Linked DNA regions of Homo sapiens: region 2 is linked to region 1. A link is a loop called in an ENCODE intact Hi-C map of the cell type or tissue named here. Cell type or tissue: gastrocnemius medialis. All regions are shown on one strand. Links, peaks and the distances in the headings refer to the core of each region. The heading gives the core; the rest is flanking DNA. Region 1 holds the start of ACOT2 (acyl-CoA thioesterase 2). Region 2 has its middle 12 kb from the start of DNAL1.

Region 1 (8,327 bases), core at 296-8,295:
AGAAATGAAAACCTGTTCGTCCAGAAACCTCTGGCAAGTGTTTATAGTGACTTTACTCGTTGTAGCCAAAGACTGGAAACAACCCAAATGTCCTTTAACTGGTGAATGAATCCATTTAATGGTGCACCACCAAGAAACAAAAAGAAAGACTGCTACATAGAAGAGCACAAATTCCTCTCCAGTGCACTCAACAGAATGCACTTACTCAACGGAGACAGACTCAAAAGGCTACTCATTCTGAATGACTCCACTTACTGATATTTTTATCATTTACATTAAAGGTTTTGTGTTTCACACAAAATTAAATAGTAATAATGCAGGCTGGGTCCGGTGGCTCACGCCTGTAACCCCAGCACTTTGGGAGGCTGAGACGGGTGGATCACCTGAGGTCAGGAGTTCGAGACCAGCCTGGCCAACATGGTGAAACCCCATCTGTACTAAAAATACAAAAATTAGCTGGGTGTGGTGGCGGCCACCTGTAATCCCAGCTACTCGGGAGGCTGAGGGAGGAGAATCGCTTGAACCCGGGAGGTGGAGGTTGCAGTGAGCCAAGATTGTGCCACTACTCCAGCCTGGGCGAAAGAGCGAGACACTGTCTCAAAAAAAAAAAAAAAAAAAAAAAAAATGCAAACACCTTACAGGCAACACTTTTAAGACATAGTTCAGTGCTGATACCCGCAAACCATCAACGTCCCACAGACCCCTGTGCCCTTTCCTCTCTTTCCAGTATCCTGGACTTTCTGTGTATCACTCTTGGTTTTCTTCATAGTATTACCACTTAGATTATGTACCTTAATATTTTATTTTGCCTAGTTTTTGAATTGTATCTAAATGGAATGATACTGAATGTGTTCTCCTAGGGTTTGACTGTTTCACTCAACAGTGGTTTGGAGATTCATCCATGTTGATTCTTTTTTTTTCTTTTCTTTTGTATATCTTGATAGATGTTGATTCTTGTAGCTGTAGTTCAATCACTTTGACTGCTGGAAATATACCTCAATTTATTAATCTGTTCTATTGTTGATGGACATTTGGACTGTTTCCAGTTGACTTTGCTCTTTTTTTAAATTAATCCAGACTGCTCATCTGGCCTCTTATAAGGAATATGCCTCCTGGTGCACATGTACAAGTAGAATAACATATTTAACTTTGTAAGTTAAGACAAATTGTTGCCCAGAGCAGATGAATATGTTGCTCCTTCTAGCAGTGAGTTTCATTTCCTCCACATACTGGTCAGCAATTGATAATGCTAGCTTCTAAAAGTGGGCCACTTCTGAGGGTGTGAAATGTACTCTGTTGTTTTATTTTGCATTTCTTTGATTATTAATAAGGATAAGCATCATTTCATTTTTACACTGGCTGATTGCTCTTTATGTAATATAAAAGTATCCAGTAACCTCAAATTTCCATTTGACAGGAAGAGGTTTTCCTATTGTAAATGCTAATTTACATAAATCTTAACATACTGTGCGAATTCAAAGAAAAGTTGCAAAAATGAGAAACTTTTAAAGAACATTTCTGGGCCCCATACCCCTAGGATCCCGAGAAACCCCAGTGCCCCGGCAGCGATGAGCACAGCCCACGCGTGTGCTGATGGACAGGGACCGCGTGCTGGCAGCTTCCAGACGGCCTCCTGCGGGGCTTCAGCCGCCCCTTCTCAGGGAGCTGCATGTGACACTGCAGCAGCACCGCAGCTTCCTGGTCTGGAAGCAGTACCTCACCCTGCTGCCGGACCTGGTGGATAAAGTGGCCCACGGGTGTGAAGCCCAGGCTTTTCCCTAGTCTTGAAGCCCAACCCCGGAGGACCTTGCAAGAGATGAAGCACATGCAAAACACCGAGGTCTTCACACTGCACCAGCCCCTGCCAAAGTATGACCACTGTGTGGGTGAGAAGCACCGCTGGGTAGGGCAGCACCTGGAGCCCCAGCTTGTGGAGTGAATTATCCTGACAATGGACAAGACCGTGGTCTTTGGGGACTTGCTCACTGATGACAAAGATACCATTCGAGGCCAAGAGGAGAGGCCACAATAGTACCTGGTCCTGCCATGCATAGGGACGCGGCTGCTCTCCTGGAATGGTAACAGGGAGATCATAGCCAGCCAGCGGGGAGCTAGGCAGCAGGAACGAACAGGCCCTGCAGGGGGCAGCAGCTGCAGCTGGAGCAATGGTGGGCGGGCAGGCACCAAAACCTCTGCACTGTCACAGGCCCAGCCACCTGGCACCTCCTAGCTGCCATGGAAATACAGTGAGAAAACCAGTCGGAATTCTTATTTAAAAAAAAAAAAAAGTGGCTTCCTAGTCAATACATAAATAAGAACATTAAAAAATTGAAACTACCTGAATTTTTTTTTTTTTTTTTTAAGATAGAGTCACTCTTGTCCCCCAGGCTGGAGTGCAATGGCATGATCTCAGCTCACTGCAACCTCTGCCTCCCGGGTTCCAGCGATTCTCCTGCCTCAACCTCCTAAGTAGTTGGGACTACAGGCATGCACCACCACGCCTGGCTAATTTTTCTATTTTTAGTAGAGATGGGGTTTCACCATGTTGGCCAGGCTGGTCTCGAACTCCTGACCTCAGGTGATCCGCCGGCCTCGGCCTCCCAAAGCGCTAGGATTACAGGCGTTAGCCACCGCGCCCGGCCTGTTTTGTTTTTAATATAAGTGTCTTTTTCCTTTCCTTACAATGTCTTTTTTTTGAGACGGAGTCTCGCTCTGTCGCCCAGGCTGGAGTGCAGTGGCGCGATCTCAGCTCACTACAAACTCTGCCTCCCGGGTTCACACCATTCTCCTGCCTCAGCCTCCCGAGTAGCTGGGACTACAGGCGCCCGCTACTACGCCCAGCTACTGTTTTGTATTTTTAGTAGAGACGGGGTTTCACCGTGTTAGTCAGGATGGCCTCAATCTTTTGATCTCGTGATCTGCCCGCCGAGACTTCCCAAAGTGCTGGGATTACAAGCGTGAGCCACTGCGCCTGGCCCTTACAATGTCTTTTAACTGAGCACTAGGTTTGAGGGACCTCTCAGTTTTGGAGCGGCAGGGACACTTCCCCAATCAGCTTTCCATTCCATTCCTGTTTCTTTACACTAACCTCCGGAAGGTTGGAAGCTACATCCCTTCTTCGTGTGAAAAGGGCAGGGACGGAAAAAAAAAAAAAGTGTAACTCCCCTCAAAGTGCCGGGCGCGGTGGCTCACCCTGTAATCCCAGCTCTTAGGGAGGCAGAGGCGGGAAGATAGCTGGAGACCAGGAATTCGAAACCTGCCTGGGCAATATAGCCCGGGGGCGCGGCGGGGGGGCATACACATAAGCGAAAAGCGTGGGGCGGGGGAGACACACAAAGTGAAAGGCGAACGAACACGGAACAATTAGCGGAGGTGAGTCACCTGGCGGCAGGAAGAGCGTGCCTCGCACCCGGCCCACGCGCACCGGCTCGCGCCGCACCCCGGGCGGGAGGAAGTAGCGCTCGTGCCGCGTCTGGCACAGCAGCCGCCCGGGGTCGGGGTCGTGGCCATCCAGCACCTCCAGCTCCACGGCCAAGGGCGTTCGCACGTCGCGCTTCACCAGCCGCACCAAAGGTTTCTCGGGCTCCAAGGCCCAGAGCAGCCCCATGGGCTCAAGCCCCGCGAAGCTGCCGCCCAGCGCGGGCGCGCGCTCCAGGTCCAGCTCGCCAAGAGTGTCGGCGCGGTAGCGCGCGTGGGCCTGGAAAAGCGCGCCCTTCTCGTCGCGCAGGGACGCGCGCAGCGTGACCGGCTGCTCCGGGGCTAGGCCGCGCACGGCGATTCGCACCGGTTCGTCCCAGCAGCAGCGGCCCGCAGGCTCCAGGATCAGCGTCGCCGCCATCCGAGCAGGAACCCTAATGATCTGACCAACCTGCCTCAGCTGTGGAGACCCCAGGAACTGCGCCGAACTCTTCAGGCTCCATTGGTACAGCCGGGACGCTCGAAGGACAGCAGGAGATGAGGCCATTTTGAATTCAGACCTGAGAACAACTGAATGGGGGTGGGGAGAAAGAAGCTTGTTAGACATCCTCTCGGGCTGCCGTCGCAGGCTAAGCGCCCACTAGGGCAGAGCTGTCTGCTAACGTGAGCGGGGAAGGCCAGAGTCCAGCCGATCAGCCAGACCAAATATAGACACACTGGAACTTGCTTAAAGTCTCCTGTGTTGAAACCTCCACTTTATGTTGGAAAGCTACTTCCTAGGTTTGCTTTTCAGAAGCTTGCTGGCCTGCGGAATGGGCTGGACCAGGGCTGGTTCTTAAAGAACCAGGCAGCTAGCAGTCTCCAGGCTCCAAACTCCTGATGGCGAAGAGGAATGCAGAGCTGGAGTTAGTTTTGATCACTTTGTTGAATAATTCACACTCATTACTAATCTTAGGGCTTTTCTTTCAAAATCTGCACCATGGTGTTTTGCTTTTGTGTTCTCTGTATATGCCTATCCTCCACATCAATCCCACATCGAAGGGTGCTGGCTTCTTACTAGCTGTGTGACCTCTGAGCTTCATTCCTTACAAGTGTAAAAATAGCCAAATGGGGTAATAGGTAGTAATTTCTCAAACTCCTGACTTTGTAATCCGCCCGCCTCAGCCTCCCAAAATGCTAGGATTTACAGGCATGAGCCACCGCGCCCGGCTAATAGTTATTATTTTGTTTTACTGGTTTCTCAATTATTGTCCCAGTCAGGCAAGGGTTACTTTTTTTTTTTGAGAGACAGGGTCTCACTACATTGCCAGACTGGAGTACAGCGGCAGTTTACCATCACTGCACTTACAAACCTCCAACTCCTGGTGCTCAAGCCATCTTCCTGACTCAGCCTCTCAAATACCTCAAAGGACTACCGGAGCTCCCCATGCATCGCGCTTTTTTCTACTTTTTCGTAAGCTATTGGTTTCACCAGAGGTGTGGTGTTTTTTTTTTTCATCACTTAAGCTTTAGGCCCCTGCCAAGCCCTTGTACCTGATTTTATAATTTCCTACCTGTGTAATTAGAGAAAGCTATAAATGTGTAGGCTTCAAACCCACAAAACCTGTGTTTGCCTCTGCTCCTAATAAGGCTGTCCTCAAGGTAAGCCTTTTTATCTCGTTCCAAATCTCTCATGTCCCACGTCATTAATCATACAATTCCCTGTCAGTTCTAATTACCTTTGTATAACACCTCAAGTATGTTCTGTGCCTAGAACTCTCAGGAAGTAAGAAGGCAAATAATTCTGTGTCTGGAATTGGTTCCTTCTGGTGGATTCTTGGTCTCGCTGACATCAAGAATGAAGCCGCAGACCCTCGCAGTGACTGTTACAGTTCTTAATACAGTTCTGAAAAGTAGTGTGTCTGGAGTTTGTTTCCTCTGATGTTCAGATGCGTCCGGAATGTGTTCCTTCTGGTGGGTTCATGGTCTCGCTTCTCACCGACTTCAAGAGTAAAGCCACAGACCTTCAAGGTGAGTGTTACAGCTCATAAAGGCAGCAGGTCCAGAGTTGTTTTTCTTGTTCCTCTCAGTGGGTTCATGGTCTTGGCTTCAGGAGTGAAGCTGTATACCTTCACGGTGTTACAGCTCTGAAATGCAGTATGGACCCAAAGAAGGAGCAGTAGCAAGGTTTATTGTGAAGTACAAAAGAACAAAGCTTCCATCAGCCTGGAGCGGAACTCACGCAGGTTACCACTACTAGCTGGGGTGACCAGCTTTTATTCCCTTATTTGGCCCTGCTCATGTCCTGCTGATTGGTCCATTTTACAGAGCGCTGATTTTCCATTTTACAGAGTGCTGATTGGTTCGTTTTACAAAGTGCTGATTGGTTCGTTTTTACCCAGTGCTGATTGGTGCGTTTACAAACCTTTAGCTAGACACAGAGTGCTGATTGGTGCATTTACAATCCTTTAGCTAGACAAAAAAGTTCTCCAAGTCCCCACCCAACCCAGAAGCCCAGCGGTCTTCACCTCTCAATAGTAGCTAATGGTTAATACTTACAAGAACCCTATCAGTAAATTAAGGCCCAGAGAATTTAACTGATTTTCTGAAGATCACACAGCTAGAAAGTGGAAGTTGGGCAAGATGGCTCACGCCTGTAATCCCAGTTTACTTGGAGGCTGAGGTGGCAGGGTTGCTTAAGGCCAGGAGTTTCGCACCAACCTGGACAACATAGCAAGACCCTGTCTCTAAAAAGAAAAAGGGGATGGGCGCGGTGGCTCACACCTGTAATCCCAGAACTTTGGGAGGCTGAGGCGGGTGGATCATGAGGTCAGGAGATCGACACCATCCTGGCTAACACAGTGAAACCCCATCTCTACTAAAAAAAAATACAAGAAATTAACTGGGCATGGTGGCAGGCACCTGTAGTCCCAGCTGCTCCAGAGGCTGAGGCAGGAGAATGGCGTGAACCCCAGAGGTGGAGCTTGTGAGAGGTGACAGCGTGCTGGCAGCCCTCACAGCACTTCCTCTGCCTGGGCTCCCACTTTGGCGGCACTTGAGAAGCCCTTCAGCCCACCGCTGCACTGTGGGAGCCCCTTTCTGGGCTGGCCAAGGCCGGAGCCGTCTCCCTCAGCTTGCAGGGAGGTGTGGAGGGAGAGGCGCAAGTGGGAACTGAGGCTGCGTTCCGCACTTGCGGGCCAGCTGGAGTTCCAGGTGGGCATGGGCTTGGTGGGCCCCACACTCGGAGCCGCCAGCTGGCCCTGCCAGCCCCGGGCAATGAGGGGCTTAGCACCTGGGCCAGCGGCTGCGGAGGGTGTGCTGGGTCCCCCAGCAGTGCCGGCCCACTGGCGCTGTGCTCAATTTCTCGCTGGGCCTTAGCTGCCTTCCCACGGGAAAGGGCTTAGGACCTGCAGCCCTCCATGCCTGAGCCTCCCCCCGCCTCCGTGGGCTCCTGTGCAGCCTGAGCTTCCCTGACGAGCGCCGCCCCCTGCTCCACGGAGCCCAGTCCCATTGACCACCCAAGGGCTGAGGAGTGTGGGCTCACGGTGCGGGACTGGCAGGCAGCTCCACCTGCAGCCCCAGTGCACGATCCACTGGGTGAAGCCAGCTGGGCTCCTGAGTCTAGTGGGAACTTGGAGAACCTTTATGTCTAGCTAGGGGATTGTAAATACACCAATCGGCACTCTGTATCTAGCTCAAGGTTTGTAAACACACCAATCAGCACCCTGTGTCTAGCTCAGGGTTTGTGAATGCACCAATCAACACTCTGTATCTAGCTACTCTGGTGGGGACTTGGAGAACCTTTGTGTCAACACTCTGTATCTAACTATTCTGGTGGGGACGTGGAGAACTTTTGTGTCTAGCTGAGGAATTGTAAACGCACCAATCAGTGCCCTGTCAAAACAGACCCCTGGGCTCTACCAATCAGCAGGATGTGAGTGGGGCCAGATAAGAGAATAAAAGCAGGCTGCCCTAGCCAGCAGTGGCAACCCGCTGGGGTCCCCCTTCCACACTGTGGAAACTTTGTTCTTTCGTTCTTTGCAATAAATCTTACTGCTGCTCACTCTTTGCGTCCACACTGCCTTTATGAGCTCTAACACTCACCACCAAGGTCTGTAGCTTCACTCCTGAAGCCAGCGAGACCATGAACTCACCGGGAAAAACGAACAACTCCAGACACGCCGCCTTAAGAGCTGTAACACTCACCACGAAGGTCCGCAGCTTCAGTCCTAAGCCAGCGAGACCATGAACCCACCAGAAGGAAGAAACTCCGAACACATCCGAACATCAGAAGGAACGAACTCTGGACATGCCACCTTTAAGAGCTGTAATGCTCCCGTGAGGGTCCACGGCTTCATTCTTGAAGTCAGTGAGACCAAGAATCCACCAATTCTGGACACACTTGCAGTGAGCCGAGATTGGGCCACTGCACTCCAGCCTGGGCGACTGAGCAAGACTCCTCAGAAAAAAAAAAAAAAAAGGAAAAGAAAAAGGGAGAGGGTTCATACCTTTGAAATCTGATTCTCAAGCCTGGGCTCTGAACAACTATGCTTTAACTGTCTCTCACATGATGTTGAAGAAGATTTAGAAAAGAAACTCATATATTGATGAATGTATAAACTGGTATGACCTTTTCATGGCAATCAGTGCAAAAATACTTAAAAGATCCCTTCTCTTTGACTCAGCTCCACGTCTAGGAATTTCTTTTAAGTAAACCTTAATGAATGTGTGTAAATATTTGGCTACAAGGATGCTTATCATATCATTTTAATAGAGAAAAAATTAGAAACAAGTGAGCAATATGAATTTGGTTTAACCAGTTTAATTGTGATGTCATAAATGAAATCAGTGTAGACATCTAAAGTTATATAGCAGAAGAATATATGATGAGCATTTTTCCATCACACTGATGAAAAAAGCAGGTTAGAGAA
Region 2 (8,327 bases), core at 301-8,300, 64 kb before region 1:
CAAATATATCAATGAGACCAGCAAAAGGACCATCATCTATAACCCAGGAAAGGGAATGAATCTTGGGTTAGATGACAGAACATTTACCTAGCCAACATTTTCTAAATGAAAATTAGATTGTATAATTTATCTTTTTTTAAAAAAACTACCTACTTGCTTTGAAAAGAAAACATCTGTTTTGTGGAAATGGATTTATTATTGTGGTTGAAATAGACATTTATTTGAGCTATTTTGATTCTATAAATGTAAAAATATTTTTATATTTTTTTCCCTGTGAGTTAATCACTGGTAAATGGAAAAAAAGAAAAAGAAAAATCGCACCAAATATATGGGAAGTGTTTTGGTTTGAAGTACAAGTCCTGATAAGTCTAAGCAAATAGTTCTGCAAGCTTTGAGTTATGTAAGAATAAAAATCTCCTTTTTTTTTTCTTTTTTTAGACAGGGTTTCACTCCCATAGCCCAGGCTGGAATGCAGTGGCATAGTCTGGACTCACTGCAACCTCCACACCTCCCGGGCTCAAGCAATTCTTGTGCCCCACTGCACCCTGCTAATTTTTGTAGAGACAAGGTTTCTGCCATGTTGGCCAGGCTGGTCTTGAACTCCTGACCTCAGGCGATCCACCCACCTCAGCCTCCGAAAGTGCTGGGATTACAGGGGTAAGCCACCGTGCTGGCCGGATGTCTGCTTTTGTTTGTTCGTTTGTTTGTTTGAGAGACGGAGTCTTGATCTGTTGCCCAGGCTAAGGTACAGTGGTGCGATCTCAGCTCACTACAACCTCCACCTGCCAGGTTCAAGCGATTCTCCTGCCTCAGCTTCCCAAGTAGCTGGGACTACAGGTGTGTGCCACCATGCCCAGCTAATTTTTGTATTTTTTAGTAGAGACGGGGTTTCACTACACGTTGGCCAGGCTGGTCTCAAACTGCTGACCTCAGGTGATCTGCCCGCCTCGGCCTCTCAAAGTGCTGAGATTACAGGCGTGAGCCACTGCATCCGGCTGGATGTCTGGTTTTTAGCATGAGATTTTTAAAGCCAGGTACAGTGGCTCATGCCTGTAATCCCAGCACTTTGGGAGGCCGAGGTGAGCAGATCATTTGAGGTCGGGAGTTCGAGACCAGCCTGGTCATCATGGTGAAACCCCAAAAACCCATCTCTACTAAAAATACAAAAAACTAGCTGGTTGTGGTGGTGCATGCCTGTGATCCCAGCTAGTCGGGAGGCTGAGGTGGGAGAACCGCTTCAACTTGGGTGACGGAGGTTGCAGTGAGCTGAGATCTCACCACTGCACTCTAGCCTGGGCAACAGAGTGAGACTACGTCTCAAAAAACAAACAAAGAATCAAAAAACAAAAACAAACCCAGACATCCAAATTTAAAGGGCCCTTTGATTTCTCAATAAATTTAAGATATAGTCAGAGTCACCAGAATCCATAATTTGACAGGGATTAAACTGTTTTAAAGGTCTAATGAAGGTGTACTATAAAATGAACTACATGTGTGAAGAGATAGTAAAATGTCAAACTAATATCCTCCCAACGTTGGTCTATTATTTCTCTTTCAACAGTCCTGTTGGGGATGTTTTATTCCTTCACTATTCCAAGAGAAGAATTTATCGGCCAATTGTTTCCTGGTATTTTTCAGATATATTCCTTTGTTATTCCAATTAAAGTAAAAGTGGCTGGGCAGAGTGGTGAGATCCTGTAGTTCCAGCTACTTGGGAGGCTGAGGTGGGAGAATCGCTTCAGCCCTGGAAGGGAGGTTGCAGTGAGCCGTGACAGTGCCACTGCACTCCAGCCAGGGTGACAGAGTGAGACCCTGTCTCAAATAATAATAATAATAATAATAATAATAATAATAATAATAATAATAATAAAGCCAGGCTCAGTTGTGTGTGTCTGTAATCCCAGTACTTTGAGAAGTTGAGGTGGGAGGACTGCTTAAGGCCAGGAGTTCAAGACCAGTCTGGGCAGCATAGCAAGACCCTATCTCTAAAAAAACAAAAAGGTTAAAATGAGGCCATGTACGCCTGTAATCCCAGCACTTTGAGAAGATGAGGTGGAAGGATCACTTGAGCCCAGAAGGTCGAGGCTGCAATAAGCTATCATGATGCCATTGCACTCCAGCCTGGGTGACAGAGCAAGACCTAGTCTCTAAAAAAATAAGAATTTAAAAAAGAAAGATGGCTGGGTGTGGTGGTTCACACCTGTAATCCCAACACTTGGGGAGGCCAAGGTGGGAGGATCGCTGGAGCCCACGAGTTCAAGACCAGGCTGGGCAACGTAGGGAAACCCTGTCTCTACAAAAAATAAAAAAAAAATTTACCTGGGTGGCACATGGCTGCTGTCCCAGCTACTCTACTCTGAAGGCTGAGGTGGGAGGATCGCTTGGGCTCAGGAGGTTGAGACTGCTGTAAGCAAACAAAAGCATTTAATGCTAGAAACTTTGCAGCAATCTTATGCTTAATATAGCAAACACGCAGGGTCTATGCTCCTAAGGAATAGCGTATGCAGCACTAGGACTCTGGCGGGTGAGCAGCTGGCAGAAGAAAGGTGCATAAGCAGATGAAATTTGGATCCTAGCCACCATCTAGGGGAATGAATGTTCCACTTGAAGTCTAGGAGACAAAATAAAGGGATTAAGGAGCTCGCTTTGTTTTCAGATGACAAACCAGCTAGCAAAGCAAGCCAGTCGATTCCCTCACTCTGCTGTCAGGCACTCTGCGGAAAAGGGCCCCCGCACCTGATGGCAGCAGGAAGACCCCCCGCAGGCGGCCGGCTCGCAGGCGCGCGGCGCAGCTCGGGGATGGAGAACCAGCGCTGCACCTGGGCCGAGGCCAGCGCCGGACTCAGCGGCGCCGCCTGCTGCAGCGGCGTTAGGTGGATGGTCACCTCCACTATGAGGGGGTTTTTCAAGGCGGCCCTCCGCATTCGACTGAGGCGTGGATCCTTCGAAGCGGCCGGCATGAGGCTCCACAGGAGCCCCATGGGCCCCACGCCCGTGAAGTCGCCTCCTAGAGCCAGGTCCCCGGCCAGGTCCAGCCCCCCGCCGCTGTCCACCTCGTAGTGGGCAAGGGAGTGGAAGAGGCGGCCTCGGTGGCTGACGCCCGACACCTGCAGGGTCACCGGCTCCCCCGAGCCCAAGCCTTCTGCTTTCATATCCAGGCACTTGTCGGCCAGCCCAGTCTTGGGCGTGACGGTCAGGGTCGCGGCCTTTTGGGAGAAAAAGGACGATGTGGATATCGGCCTCCAGGCCTGGAGGGGGACCCCAGAGGCTCGGAGCGCTGCCCGGACCGCCGGCCACATGGTCCGGGACTGTCGCGGCTTTGACCTCCGCCAAGGTCGAGGCGGCCTGGCACTGGCGGCCGAGGTTCCGCGCTGAAGAGGAGGGAGGAGGGGGGCCCGGCCTGGCAGGTCGTGGCCCTGTGGGGCAAAACCCTGCAGGGCCACGTGATGGGACCTGGGCTGGTCCCTGCGGCGCCACTTAGCAACGGGCTGCAAGAAGAGACGACTTCGGAGGGCCCAGGGTCCTTTGAGCTCCTAGAGGTCCCGTGTGGAACCATCTGGAAGAGGTAGGATCCCCTCGCGAGTTTACCCCGGACGTGTGGCGAATAAAGTTAAGCATTTTTAACGGTAAGTGCCGGCCTCTGGCCGCCTCTGAATTTCCTCACTGGCCACCAGGGGTCAATATTCCCTAAGCCTGATTGAAGGAGGCCAAGTGTGCTAGGGTCCTAACAAATTCCTTTCCTCCGTTTTAAGTAATCTTTGTCCTGGATTAAGAAAGACTATCAAAGTTAAAGTTTAAACGTTTCCGATGAGATACTGAATTGAACTATAAAATAGTAGGGATTGATAATAGAAACTGGTGGAGAGACACTTCCCCAACTTGAATGCCAGCAAAGACCTAAAACGAGCCCAGCGGGGACATAGGGGATGAGCTCAGGAGGGAGCATAAATTTTGCTTTTTCATTCAGAAAGTGGAACTACAGGACAGCCCGCAGTGGCTCACGCCTGTAATCCCAGCACTTTAGGAGGCCGAAGCGGATGGATCACGTGAGGTCAGGAGTTCGAGACCAGCCTGGCCAGAATGGTGAAACCAAATCTCTACTAAAAATTCAAAAATTAGCCAGGCGTGGTGGCAGGCACCTGTAATCCCAGCTACTCGGGAGGCTGAGGCGAGAGAATCGCATGAAACCGGGAGGCGGAGGCTGCAGTGAGCCGATATTGTGCCATTGCACTCCAGCTTGGGGGACAGAATGAGACCCCATCTCAAAAAAAAAAAAAAAGAGAGAGAGAGAGAGAGAAAGCTGAATTACAGATATATACCCTAAGGAAATAAGTTCTATTGTCCTGTGGACTGGAACAAGTGTTAACAATGTATATTTTTTGTATGCAGAAGAAAAGCTTACAAGTATATTACATTTCTTCTTCTTCTTTTTTTTTTTTTTTTGAGACAGGGTCTCACTCTGTCACCCAGGCTGGAGTGCAATGGCGTGATCTTGGCTCACTGCAACCTCCACTTCCCGGGTTCAAGTGATTCTCCTACCTCAGCCTCCCTAGTAGCTGGGATTATAGGCGCAAACCACTGCATCTGGCTAATTTTTGTATTTTTAGTAGAGATGGGGTTTCACCATGTTGGCCAGGCTGGTCTTGAACTCCTGACCTCAGGTGATCCCCCTGCCTTGGCCTCCCAAAGTGCTGGGATTACAGGCATGAGCCACTGCCCCCAGCCAAGTATATTACATTTCTGTTTTTTTAAGAGAGAGAAAAGGCCTTGAACCCACAAAATAAAACCATAGTTTTTCATTCATACATATGAATATTGTATTTTGTATATATATACAAAATGGTTCTGGAATGGTTCTGGAAGGAAACACTTCAAACTGGTAATAGTAACTACCCTTGGGAGAAGACTGAGATTGGGTAATGAGTTAAGAGGACCTTTTATTTTATCTGTATTACTTGAATCTTTCACAGTGAAGAAAGTATTGATATATGTAATTTAAAATTTGTTTTCCGGCTAGGCATGGTGGCTCATGCCTGTAATCCCAGCATTTTGGGAGACAGAGGCAGAAGGATCACTTTGAGGCCAGGAGTTCAAGACCACCCTGGGCAACATAACGAGACCCCCATCTCTACAAATTTCCTTTTCTTTTTTTTTTTTTAAACCACCACAGCACTGAGTTTTATTAGGGATTTCATTAAGGTTAAATTTATAGGAATGAGGGAGTCTTAGTTAGAGGGCGCAAAAGCCCACAAAGCCTCCTGGTATCCATAGTCAACCACTGGCTCAGGTTCTTTGGAGAGATCGCCACCTTGTTCCAGGTACAGATTATTGCAAGGACACTGTTTTGGTCCCACGGGCTGGTAGACAGGGTAAATCACCCCCACCCAGAACATGAACATCATGAAAGCCACAGAGCCGAAGAGCTGTATACACATGATATTCCAAGAAACAGGTGTGGGGGACATAGCTACATGGTTCCTGATATGCATGTCTAGGTGCCAGTGTATCCCCAGTTCAACCTCAGGCCAGGTGGTCTCAGTTATACCACAGATCCCTCTTCTGCTATAAGTGGTCAGGGAGCTTCAGGTAGTCCCCATACCCCATGCCGTCATTCGAATAAGGCTCGTAGTCTTCCACACACATATTTATACTTCTTGGTGGCAGCGACCCGTTCTTCTGGGGTCTTAGGTTAGGGCCCCGGGAGCATGCCCTTGGTAATGTGGGAGGCTGTCTGTGCACCCAGTGGCATCACATTCTGGGATGCCCTTTGCGGCCACTAGACTCCCAGGACCCCAGCCCTGGCCGCCACTACCTTCACCTACTACATTTTTTCAAATAGCTGGCCATGGTGGCTCATGCCTGTTGTCCTAGCTACTCAGGAGGCTGAAGTGGGAGGACCACTTGAGCCCAGGAGTTAGAGGTTGCAGTGAGCTATGGATTGCACCACTGCACCCCAGCCTGGGTGACAGAGCAAGACCTGGTCTCTAAAAATTAAAAAAAAAATTGTTTTCTACTATTCTATCTTAATTAAAACGCATGTGTAAAATGAGGTGAATTAACCCAGGTGAACATATTTTATTAAACTGCTTGTCAAGGAAGAGGGGTATGTATATAAATCCTAAATTTGGGGAGAAACAATCCCATTTTCAAATCTTATCCCATTTATCTATAAATAATTGTCATGTGTCATATTTCTGGATAGAATGTATTTGCCACTGAAAACACATGGCCATTGGACCAAGAGTTTCTGGTTTAGAGCCATCCAACAACCCTGTTTTCTTTGAAAAGTAAGTACCTGCAAGGTACTTTTCTCTGAAAAGCAAGGACTTGTTAAAGTCCTGTCTTTGGTCCTTTCGCCATAAATATTGTTGGGGCTCAGAGAACAATACCCCAAAATGAAGGCCTCAGAAGGGAAAGTTTTTCTTTGCCCTTCTCCTGCCACCCTGCTCTGAGTCCCATTCTTCCCTGAGGCTAGCCATAAAAACTAGAATCCCTTTTCTTCCAGGCAGATCATAGAAACCAGAACTCCTTTTCCCTAAAGCCAGTGATAAAACCTCAAAATATTACTGTAATTTTCCCTCTGCCTTTCTGTGTAAAAATTGGCTGTAAACAAATGATCTGATCTACCTTATTTGACTGTAAGTCGTGATTCCCATTCTAAAGAGGGACCGGCATGCCCCACACCCAGAAGGAAGGAATGAAGCTCAGAGAAGCCAAGAAGAATCTAGACAGACAGGCCTTGCTGGGTTTCCCCACTCAGCTTAGTAGCATTTTATTGGGGGAGCGAACCACTATGGTGGCATGGGGTAAAAGAATTTACCAAGACAGTTGTAGGTAAAGAAAGGCAGATTTATTAGAGAAAGTAGGAAAATACGTTGCGAGAACGTTGCAACAGGCAGGCCAGCAGAAGAGAAGTTGACTGCAAAGAAACAAAGGCTTGCTGGGGACTTTATAGAATAATGTTTATGCTGTCTGTTGAAGAGGGATTTGTGCAGTAGCGATAACACCAAGGTTGCAGTGAGCTAACTTGGAGGGGTCTGGTGATAGTTGGGCGGAGGAAGATTATCAGTTATTTGTGCAGGAGGGCTGTGTCCTGGACCATGAAGAAAGGCAGACTGGTAGCTTATCTGCGTCTTCTTTTTGCTTTCCCCTGCTCCCACCAGCCTGACTCCCTTTGTCTAATTAGGACACCACGTACCCTTTTTGTCCAATCATATTTCTTTTTTTTTTAAATTTTTTTGTTTTTTATTTTTTATTTTTTTTGAGATGGTGTCTTGCTCTGTCGCCCAAGCTGGAATGCGGTGGAGCCAATTTAAAATGATAAGAAATAAGTAATCTGGGGCCGGGTGTGGTGGTTCACGTCTGTAATCCCAGCACTTTGGGAGGCCGAGGAGGGCGGATCTCAAAGTCAGGAGATCCAAACCATCCTGGCTAACACGGTGAAACCCCGTCTCTACTAAAAAAATACAAAAAAATTAGCCGGGCTTGGTGGCGGGTGCCTGTAGTCCCAGCTACTTGGGAGGCTGAGGCAGGAGAATGGCGTGAACCCGGGAGGCAGAGCTTGCAGTGAGCTGAGATTGCACCACTGCACTCCAGCCTGGGCAACAGAGTGAGACTCCATCTCAAAAAAAAAAAAAATCTAAACTTTCCACCTTGGGTTGTGAAGCTACATCATGTGACCCTAACATACCATTAACTTTCTTATAGTCCCCTTCATGCAGCTCTGCACTCTTCCAGTCTCTCCTCAAGCTGGAAGGCACTAGAGCCAAGTGGTCAGTGAAGGCATGGGCTTTGGCCTTGGACTGACTTAGCTCTCCCACTAACCAGGCATGTTTCTTCTCTTGGATCTCCATTTCCTTATCTGAAATAATAATTGTTAATACAGGGATACCTGGGAGATATTGCAGATTTGCTTCCAGACCACTGCAATAAAGCACATATCACAATAAAGTGAGTCACATGAATGTTTGGTTTCCCAGTGCATATAAAAGGTGTATAATATACTGTAGTCTATTAAGTTGCCATAGCATTATGTTTAAAAAAAGTACATACCTTAATGAAAAAACACACCTCTGCTAAATAATGCTAATGATTATCTGAGACTTCAGTGGGTCGTAATCTTTTTGCTGATATTTTTGCCTCCATTTGAAGGCCACAGACTCACTAGGGTGGTGGTTGCAGAAGGTTGGTGTGGCTGTGGCAATTTTTTTTTCTTTCTTTTTTTTTTTTTGGGAACATACTCTCGCTCTTGTTGCTCAGGCTGAAGTGCAGTGGCGTTATCTCGGCTCACTGCAACCTCCACCTCCCAGGTACAGGGAATTCTCCTG

The links. Peaks named below come from ENCODE experiments on the same cell type or tissue, not always from the same donor. Only the 100,000 strongest peaks of a DNase experiment are listed, where the experiment ranks them.
Region 2: it touches region 1 in a loop (2.9-fold over the local background); 18 of 110 quality-filtered maps call a loop at or near these places.

The regions. Positions count from the first base shown.
Region 1 is chr14:73,564,938-73,573,264 of GRCh38, reverse strand. It overlaps ACOT2 (acyl-CoA thioesterase 2), which reads right to left and starts at 4,052. Exons shown (of 3, transcript NM_006821.6): 1 at 3,382-4,052. The coding sequence starts at 4,024. It also overlaps a transcript of HEATR4 not described here and the pseudogene NT5CP1. RefSeq lists enhancers at 3,272-3,441, 4,636-5,835, 6,229-6,746. In gastrocnemius medialis, for the core only: CTCF peaks have their summits at 2,125 (motif pointing right) and 4,042; DNase peaks (open chromatin) are centred at 2,065, 2,924, 3,326 and 4,064; H3K4me3 peaks cover 2,631 bases; H3K27ac peaks cover 2,720 bases.
Region 2 is chr14:73,628,960-73,637,286 of GRCh38, reverse strand. It overlaps a transcript of HEATR4 not described here and the pseudogene NDUFB8P1. Among named protein-coding and RNA genes, the nearest start is that of DNAL1, 12 kb to the left of the region's middle. RefSeq lists an enhancer at 3,910-3,959. In gastrocnemius medialis, for the core only: CTCF peaks have their summits at 2,868, 3,463 and 3,668 (motif pointing right); DNase peaks (open chromatin) are centred at 2,852 and 3,546; H3K4me3 peaks cover 1,470 bases; H3K27ac peaks cover 1,584 bases.